Linked DNA regions of Homo sapiens: region 2 is linked to region 1. Evidence: read pairs that join two places in POLR2A ChIA-PET (ENCODE). Cell type or tissue: PC-3. All regions are shown on one strand. Each heading gives the region's core, and the rest is flanking DNA. Links, peaks and the distances in the headings are about the cores only. Region 1 has its middle 18 kb from the start of CDKAL1. Region 2 overlaps MBOAT1 (membrane bound glycerophospholipid O-acyltransferase 1).

Region 1 (7,474 bases), core at 2,659-5,158:
AAAAGTACTTAATGCCACTGAAATGTACAGTTAAAAATAGTTAAAATGGTAAAATTCAAGTTGTGCATATCTTACCAAAATAAAAAAGATTTAAAATTTAAATATTAATATAAAATTAAATGAGTTTAGTTTAATCCTTGAACAACTAATATTGTTACAACAATGTAATAGAGAAATTATAAATTATCAAATGCTATTTAGTTGTATACAATGTATCTATTTTTGAATAAATAATAGATTTACATGGTACAAAACAATGCATCAGGAAGAGTAAATCTCCCCTTGATCTACCCAGTTCCCAGAGACAACCCTGTTACCTACCAGAGCTAATATATATATTTACTCCAATTACTATATGTAACACTGTATGCACAATCTTGCAACTTGCTACCAATAGAGTGAATTTCTTTTTTCTTTTTTTTTTTCTGAGACAGCATCTCACTCTGTCACCCAGGCTGGAGTGCAGTGGTATAAACATGGCTCACTGTAGCCTCGACCTCCTGGGCTCAAGTCTCCTCCTGCCCCAATCTCCCTAGTAGCTAGGGCTACAGCTGTGACTCATCATGCCTGGCCAGAGAGTGATTTTTTTTTAATTGATTGATTGATTGAGACGGAGTCTCATTCTGTCTCCCAGGCTGGAGTGCAGTGCTGCGATCTCAGCTCACCGCGCCCACTGCCTCCCAGGTTCCAGCAATTCTCCTGCCTCAGCCTCCCGAGTAGCTGAAATTATGGGAACGCACCACCACACCTGGCTAATTTTTGTAATTTTAGTAGAGACAGGGTTTCACCATGTTGGCCAGGCTGGCCTCGAACTCCTGACCTCAGGTGATCCATCCGCTTTGGCCTCCCAAAGTGCTGGGATTAAAGGTGTGAGCCACCGCACCCGGCCCAGAGTGAACTTCTTAATCAGCTAAAATGGTCCCTTTTCCTCCAGTGGGTAGATTTAAAGTAGACATTGGTAATGATTTCTTTTCCTGAGGTTACATCTCTTGAGCACCAAGAGTGTGGCAAGTGCATTAGAGGTTTAGAGGTGAAACAATCACCAGGTTGAGTCTAGAACTGGACCTCTGGGCCTCTGTTTCTTAGCAGCAGACTCTAAAGTTCCATCCTACTTTTCGAACAGTTAGCTAATGAAATTCATCTCTGCATCTGTCTTGAGGCAATTTAGATGTTCTAGGGTAGGTATACAGGTGAGGCTAATCGGCTCCAGGCCTGCAGTCCAGCCACATTTCTGTAAATGATAATTGCCTACTTTGTCAGCCATAAGTGCCTTCAGGAGGTAGCTGAATGGGACCTATGGGATCAGGAATAATTTAAAAATATTATGCTGGGCGTGGTGGCTCACGCCTGTAATCCCAGCACTTTGGGAGGCCGAGGTGGGAGGATCACCTGAGGTCGGGAGTTCGATACCAGCCTGACCAACATGGAGAAACCCTGTCTCTAATAAAAATACAAAATTAGCTGGGCATGGTGGTACATGCCTGTAATCCTAGCTATTTGGGAGGCTGAGGCAGGAGAATCACTCGAATCTGGGAGGTGGAGGTTGCGGTGAGCCAAGATCACGCCATTGCACTCCAGCCTGGGTAACAAGAAGGAAACCTCATCTCAAAAAAAAAAAAAAAGAAAATTGATGCTAGCTCTTAGATTTCTGATGAGCTACTTTCAATTTAACACTCCTTTTTGGGGCACCATGACATAGGCCATAGGAAACAGCCAACACACTCTAAAATTCTGGCATTGTTGTACTATGTTCTCTAACATTCCATCCTTTGTCAAGAAATGGTCCACGTCCCAAGATAAAATACACGATAGCCATAGTCATTTGACTGAGTGTTTCCATTTCATGTGAAGGGTTAGTAAGATTACCAACATTCAGCCTAGGCCTGAGGGGTGTTTACGTTTCTTTTCTTTTCTTTTTTCTTTTTTTGAGACAGAGTCTTACTCTGTCACCCAGGCTGGAGTGCAGTGGCATGATCTCCGCTCACTACAACCTCCACTTCCCAGGTTCAAGCGATTCTCCTGCATCAGCCTCCCGAGTAGCTGGGATTACAGGTGCGCACCACCATGCCCAGCTAACTTTTTATATTTTTGGTAGAGATGGTGTTTGACCATGTTGGCCAGGCTGGTCTCAAACTCCTGACCTCAAGCGATCCGCCTGCCTTGGTCTCCCAAAGTGCTGGGATTACCGGGGTGAGCTACCACGCCTGGCCTACTTTTCTTAAAACTACCTTTAACTTAGATGATTCTACAATTTAGTGTCTTTTATACCAAATTCTGATATGAATTTCTTATCATTTTTCAAACTTCTTTTTGTTTTTTTGAGATGGAGTCTCACTCTGTCACCCAGGCTGGAGTGTAGTCACGCAATCTCAGTTCACTGCAACCTCTGCTTCCTGGGTTCAACTGATCCTCCCGCCTCAGCCTCCCAAGTTGCTGGGACTACAGGCATGTGCCACCACACCAGGCCTAATTTTAGTATTTTTTAGTAGAGACGGGGTTTCACTATGTTGGCTAGGCTGGTCTCGAACTCCTGACTTCAAGTGATCCACTCACCTCCGCCTCACAAAGTATGGAATTACAGGCATGTGCCACTGTGCCCAGCCTCAAACTTCTTTTTAGTTACAAATAACAGAAAACACTACCAAATTGGCTTATATTAAAAAATATATATGTTATTAGCTTGTGTAGCTTGGTCTTATGATCTTGGTCCAGATTTCACTTCAATCAAGGCTGGTGAAGGAAACCAGAATATTTCACCCCCAAGATATGCCTTTTGGCATACATATTTGTTGTTGTTGTTGTTATTTTATTTTATTTTATTTTTTGAGACAGGATCTTGCAGTGTCACCCAGGCTAGAATGCAGTGGCAAGATCATGGCTCACTGCAGGCTCAACCTCTTAGGCTCAAGCAATCCAGGCTGCTTCAGTAGAATTTTTTGTAAAGACAAGGTCTTGCTTTATTGCCGAGGCTGGTCTCGAACTCCTGGGCTCAAGCTATACTCCTGCCTTAGCCTCCCGAAATGCTGGGATTACAAGCATGAGCCACCACAGCCATCCTGGCATAAATATTTTTAAGCTAGAGACAATTGGGAAGCAATAGTTTATAGAAAAGGTCTGTTTGAGCTGCTCCTTCTTACCTATGGCTGGCCATAAAAATTCCCGTGAAAAAGATGCAGAAGGGATCCTGCCTGTCCTTTCTGCCTAAAGACAGACATGCAGATTATCATCCACTTAGCTCGGAGACTGGCACCAGTGGGCCAGAGGAATCTTGGAGCTGACTTTATTACCTTCCCATAATTTCCCCACCTTTTGGGAGCCTAAAGCTGCTTATTCCTTTGTCTTGTCACTTCTAAATTATTGCTCTTTGTTAGGTATGCTTTCTAAACCAGGACTCTTAGCCACCATTTTGAGAGATACCTTCAAATCGGGATTTCTCCTGCACGGTGGGCACAGCAGGCATTAAAAATAAAAAAATGCTTGTTTTTCTCTTGTTGATCTGTCTTTTGCTACAGAGATGTCCCAGCTATGAACTTATAAAGGTTGAGAAAAGAAATTACATTTTCTCCCCTTCACTGAATTGGGAAGAAGGTTAAATAAAAATATCATCAGGAAGTGTCTCTATTCCTTGTTTCGGGAAGATCGGAGTTATTCTCTGGCTCCATAGCGAAACAAGATGGCTGCCTGCAGCAGCATCTTCCCGGATTCAATTCAATAAAAACATTTTGAAAGATGCCTTTCAACAATCCCAGCAAAAGTCTAATTTTGTTTTATTCATTTGATTGGGTTACATAATTGTTCCTGAACAGATTCATGTGGCCAGAAGAGTGTAATATTCTAATTAGCTGGACTAAGTCACAGGAACTATTTTTTTTCTTTAGATGACAGTTTCATTGAGATGTAATTCACATACCATAAAATCTACCCCGTATGAACTCTTCGAAAGTAGGATATGGAGTGACACCACCTAAAGCACTTGGACTGGCTGGGCGCGGTGGCTCACGCCTGTAATCCGAGCACTTTGGGAAGCTGAGGTGGGTGAGTCATCTGAGGTCAGGAGTTTGAGACCAGCTTGGCTAACATGGTAAAAACCCATCTCTACTAAAAATACAAAAATTAGCCAGGTATGATAGCGCATGCCTGTAATCCCAGCTGCTAGGGAGGCTGAGGCAGAATAGCTTGAACCTGGGGGGCAGAGGTTGCAGTGAGCTGAGATGGCACCACTGCACTCCAGCCTGGGCGACAGAGTGAGACTCCATCTCAAAAGAAAAAATAAATAAATAAGCACTTGGAATGGAAGTTGAGGAGGTGAGGTTTCCCAGAGCAGAATGGGCACCGATATTATTAAAGAAAGGGTGAATGGATACTGGCCCCCAAAACTGAATTTCTAAGGATCTTACCTGAAGGGAACTGTATACTGTGGATTTGTAGAGTTTAGCAATTACTCCCTGTGTTGCCTCCCTGTGAGGTGCAGTTTAAAACAAATTACTCATTGCTTTGCTTTTCTTATTCTATTATCCTCCATATTCATTTTTTTTTCTACAAATGTTGCAAAGTCTTAGTTCAGCCAGGCACAGTGTCTCATGCCTGTAATCCTATCACGTTGGGAGACCGAGGTGGGAGGATCACTTGAGGCCAGGAGTTAGAGACCAGCCTGGGAAGCATGGCAAGACTCTGTCTCTACAAAAAAATTTTAACAATTAGCCAAGCATAGTGGCACACGCCTGTATCCCAGCTACTCAGGAGGATTGCTTGAGCCCAGGAGTTTGAGGCTGCAGCGAGCTATTATCAGGCCACTGCACTCCAGCCTGGGCGACAGAGGGAGAGCCTTTCTCTAAAAAAAGAAAAAGTCTTAGTTCCCAGACTTATATTCACTTCCGTACCTGGCTCTGTGTTTGTGTATAGTAAAATCAAAGTTTTCTGAATTTCCTTATTTAAAAATCACTTTCTTTGTTCAGTCATAGCATTAATTCTCTAGCAATAGCCTGGGAAGGCTGTATGGTTGATTGAGAAATACCTATATTAGGGCTTCCCAATGAGCTCTCTAAGCCATAGCATGGTACACAGGCTCACTTAATGTAGGGTAAAGGTTAAGAGCCCAGACTGGTCATCAGATGGAATCAGATACCACTTAATAATTCAGTAAATTAGGCCAGGCGTGGTGGCTCACGCCTGTAATCCCAACACTTTGGGAGGCCGAGGCTGGTGGATCACGAGGTCGGGAAATCGAGACCATCCTGGCTAACAAGGTGAAACCCTGTCTCTACTAAAAAATACAAAAAATTAGCTGGGCGTGGTGGCAGGAACTTGTAGTCCCAGCTACTAGGGAGGCTGAGGCAGGAGAATGGCGTGAACCCGGGAGGCGGAGCTTGCAGTGAGCCAAGATCGTTCCACTGCACTCCAGCCTGGGCGACAGAGTGGGACTCCATCTCAATAAATAAATAAATAAAATAATAATAATCATTTGGTAAATTAGGCTGGGTGCAGTGGTTCGTGCCTGTAATCCCAGCACTTTGGGAGTCTGAGGTGTGTGGATCACCTGAGGTCAGGAGTTCAAGACCAGCCTGGCCAACATGGTAAAACCCTATCTCTACTAAAAATACAAAAAAATCAGCCAGGCGTGGTGGTGCATGCCTGTAGTCTCAGCTACTTAAGAGGCTGAGGCAGGAGAATCGCTTGAACCCAGAAGGCAGAGGTTGCAGTGAGTAGAGATCATGCCATTGCACTCCAGCCTGGACAGCAGAGTGGGACTCCAGCTCAAAAAAAAAAAAAAAAAAAACAAAAAACAGTAAATTTTGGCAAGTCACTTGAACTCCCTGAACTTCGGTTTGTACATATATTTTTTAAGAGACGGGATCTCACTGTGTTGCCCAGGCTGGAGTGCAGTGGCTATTCCCAGGCATGATTATAGCACAGTACAGCCTCAAACATCTGGGCTCAAGTGATTCTCCTGCCTCAGCATCCCGTGTAGCTGGGACTACAGGTGTGCGCCGCTGTGTCCAGCTTGAACTTTGGCTCCTTATCAGAAAACTGAAACTAAAATTATATCCCAAATGACAGTCATGAGGATTATAAATTAGAAGATACATGTATAAGGAAAGAGAGGAAATAACATTTTCTTGAATTCCTCTTACGATCTAAGAAATGAGTTTAGAAGAAATACTTGAATGTACTTCTTGGAGCTAAGGCCTTAAGAGTCAAGTTCTGGTATCAAAATATCTTCTAGGGAGGATGAATCCTGTTAACTGAAGTCTTTTTGTTTTTCTGAGAGTTGAATAAGGTTTGCATATGCAAAGTTCCACTGGGAGAGCTGGAAGCTGGGTAAATCTGTGAGGGGAGAAAAAAAAAATAAATGACGTTGGGGCTGAAGGGGTACTCGGGTGTGATGGAGCTGGCAGCTATGGGCTTTCAAGGGCTGGTTTTTGGCATTTCTTCCCAACTTCATGTTCAGAGGCATCATGCTGGCAGTGTGAAATCAGTTATGGTGGGATTATTTATACTACAGAAATTGGCAAGTCTGCACATCAGCCCTTCCCACTCCCAAAGAGCTAACTAGTAAATATTTACTAGCACAACGGTAGATAAAACACCTCTGTGTCTGAACAGTGAAAAAAGTTGCTTTGGAAAACAGGGCTATCTGAAGAAGAGGTTTTTTATTTTTTATTTTTTATTTTTCTTCAGATTTTTTTGTTTCTCATTCTTCCCTTGATGTCTTTAGAAATTCCCTCTTATTCGCGAATGTTTTATGCAGGTGAATTCTTTTTTTTTTTTTTTTTGAGATGGAGTCTTGCTCTGTCGCTGTCGCCCAGGCTGGAGTGCAGTGGCGTGATCTCAGCTCATTGCAACCTCTGCCTCCCAGGTTCAAGGGATTCTCTAGCCTCAGCCTCTTGAGTAGCTGGGAGTACAGGTGTGCACCACCACACCCAGCTAATTTTTGTATTTTTTGATAGAGACAAAGTTTCACCATGTTGGCCAGGCTCGTCTCGAACTTCTGACCTGAAGTGACCCACCCACCTCGGCCTCCCAAAGTGCTGGGATTATAGGGGTGAGCCACTGTGCCCAGCCTGCAGGTGAATTCTTGAGAGAGATGAGGACAAGAGTGCAACTGCTATCTAAGTACTGACAAATGGTAGCAATAATTGTCTTTATTAGTATTATTCATTTAAAAAATAACAAATGGTTCCTTTTCTTCCCCATGAGGCTGCTATTGGGGTTGCTTTCCTTGGCCAGAACACATTCTTCTTCACCTGCTTCTTGGCAGGACATAGCTCAGGGCCCCCAATTATGAGAAGCCATTGCCCCTTTTGAGTCCCAAGTGAGCTGGGACATTCTCTCCGAGGAGGTGACATTTAAGGAAAAGCCTAGAATAAGAAGCAGCCAAGGAGGGGAAGAGTGTGAGGAAGCAAGGGAAAGCATTCCAGGCAAAGGGAACTGTAAATTCAAAGGCTCTGTGGGGGGAAAAAGTCCAGTGAGACCA
Region 2 (2,500 bases), core at 1-2,500, 390 kb after region 1:
CCACTTCTCAGGCAAATTTTTATTTGATGGCTTTTTCCAAATTAAAGTTGGTATTATTGTTGGCCAATAAATGGTTTATTTACAGGCAGCTGCATTTTACAAATGTATCTTCTACTTTATGCCTTTTATAGAACAAAGCATAGTAGAGCATTTTTAGATGAAGGAGCCCGTGTATCTGTCTATCCAGGTGGAATCAGGGCACTGGATTGTGTATCTCCCAAACCAGCTCTTCTCACGTTTTAATGAGTGGAATTCCCTGGCAATCTTGTTAAAATGCAGATTCTTAGGTGGGCATGGTTGCTCACACCTGTAATCCCAGCACTTTCGGAGGCTCATGTGGGAGGATCACTTGAGCTCATGTTCGAGACCAGCTGGGGCAACAGAGTAAGACCCAGTCTCTACAAAAAATACAAAAATTAGCCGGGCGCGATGGTATATACCTGTAATCCCAACTACTTGGGAGGCTGAGGTGAGAGGATTGCTTGAGCCCAGGAGGTCGAGGCCACAGTGAGCCATGTTTATGCCACTGCACTCCACCCTGGGCAACAGAGTGAAAAAAAAATGCAGATTCTCATTTTCTAGGTCTGGAATGGAGTCTGCATTTCCAACTAGCTCCTGGGCATGCTGATGGTGCTGGTCCAGGAGCTACACCAAGTAATGGCACAAGAGTGTCTAATGTGATCTTCTTATTCAGTGTTGTTATATCTATCTATGTAAAGTGATTTCGAAGGGAAATAAAAATGGTTTATTTCAAATTCATTATTTTTCTATTTTATTTAATAAACTTCGAGATGAAAAAACCACCATCCAGAAAAATAGAATGAAAGTTTCTTTCCAACGGCTGTATTAGTCCGTTCTCATGCTGCTAAATAAAGACATACCCAAGACTCGGTAATTTATAAAGGAAAGAGGTTTAATTGAATCACAGTTCCTCATGGCTGAGGAGGCCTCAGGAAACTTACAATCATGGCGGAAGGAGAAGCAAACATGGCTTTCTTCACATGGCAGCAGCAAGGAGAACTGCAGAGTGAAGGGAGAGGGGGAAGCCCCTTATAAAACCATCAGGTCTTGTGAGAACTCACTCACTATCACGAGAACAGCATGGAGGTAACTGCCCCCATGATTCAATTACCTCCCATTTGGTCCCTCCCACGACATGTGGGGATTATGGGAACTACAATTCAAGATGAGATTTGGGTGGGGGCACAGCCAGACCACATCAATGGCCTTCTTGCCAATCTTGATTATTTTCTGTCTTCCTTCCAGGCCTCTGATGATTGTCACTCAGAAGATCACAACCTTGGCATTCCAGGTTCATGATGGTAAGAACAGCAGCCCTCCTTTTGGTTCTCAGAGTGAGCCTGACATGCAGAGCTCTTCTTTTTATACTATGTACACAGTCCAAAGTTTAGACAAATGCTGGCAGATCTTGCTTTATCTTGTTCAAAATTTCCAGGCCTCGGCAATCATAGCCTTTCACTTTTCCAGCCATGATTCACCATTTTCCTGCAGAATCGGCAGTCTAAATTTGCTGACGTATTTGTACTGAGAACTCTGTGTTTTCTGTTTATCTTTACAATGTTTTAAATTTAAGTTAATTTGTGACACTCTCTGCCCTTTGTTTTCAAATCTGTTAAAAAGAAATGACATCCTTTTAGCTTTGGTTTAATCTCTGAGAAGCTCACAAGCTAATGAAAGATTAAATAGTATTGGCTGGTTAATCATTTTTAAATGCTAGGTTGGTTTTTGTTTGTTTTTTTTTTTGGCTTGGAAAATTATCTAATGATAATTCCCTATAAAAAGCTGGGAAAGGGGCCAGGCACGGTGGCTCACACCTGTAATCCCAGCACTTTGGGAGGCCGAGGTGGGCAGATCACGAGGTCAGTAGTTCGAGATCAGCCTGACCAACATGATGAAACCCCCGTCTCTACTAAAAATACAAAAATTAGCTAGGCGTGGTGGCACATGCCTGTAATCCCAGCAACTTAGGAGGCTGAGGCAGGAGAATCGCTTGAACCCGGGAGGCAGAGGTTGCAGTGAGCCGAGATCGCGCCACTGCACTCCAGCCTGGGTGACAGAGCGAGACTCCATAACAACAACAACAACAACAACAACAAAGCTGGGAAAAGGAAGAATCTTCTGTTTGTATAAAACTGAACATTTTCTTCACTCAGGCACTGCCTAAAAATGGCCAGAAAGTGTGATTTACATTGTTCAAACTGGGTTCCAAGAAAAGGAGGAAGATTATTTCAGCTGGGCGGAAGATTTCAATATGGGCTTTGGAGAGGCCAGGTGCAATTAGTAAAAGTATATTCTGTGGATTTGTACTGCTCTAACAAGCACTTTTTGACTGACTTTTTTTTAAATGTTGAGAGGTTGAAATTTATCTCTGACAGCTAGTTTCCTTATTTTTCCTTAAAGCTTGTGAACTGATTTAATTTCATTTGACCCAGTGTATCCCTAGTTCATACTTGGTGATTTAGTCATTCTGTAGAGAACC

Evidence for each region. ChIA-PET counts read pairs that join two places held together with the same protein. Peaks named below come from ENCODE experiments on the same cell type or tissue, not always from the same donor. Only the 100,000 strongest peaks of a DNase experiment are listed, where the experiment ranks them.
Region 2: POLR2A ChIA-PET joins it to region 1 with 6 read pairs; 1 of 35 experiments calls an interaction of 5 or more read pairs at or near these places.

What each region holds. Positions count from the first base shown.
Region 1 is chr6:20,513,014-20,520,487 of GRCh38, reverse strand. No RefSeq gene overlaps it. Among named protein-coding and RNA genes, the nearest start is that of CDKAL1, 18 kb to the left of the region's middle. In PC-3, for the core only: no CTCF peak of the experiment used is centred there; a DNase peak (open chromatin) is centred at 3,987.
Region 2 is chr6:20,129,966-20,132,465 of GRCh38, reverse strand. It overlaps MBOAT1 (membrane bound glycerophospholipid O-acyltransferase 1), which reads left to right. Exons shown (of 13, transcript NM_001080480.3): 5 at 1,267-1,322. Among named protein-coding and RNA genes, the nearest start is that of MBOAT1, 81 kb to the left of the region's middle. In PC-3, for the core only: no CTCF peak of the experiment used is centred there; no DNase peak of the experiment used is centred there; H3K27ac peaks cover 955 bases.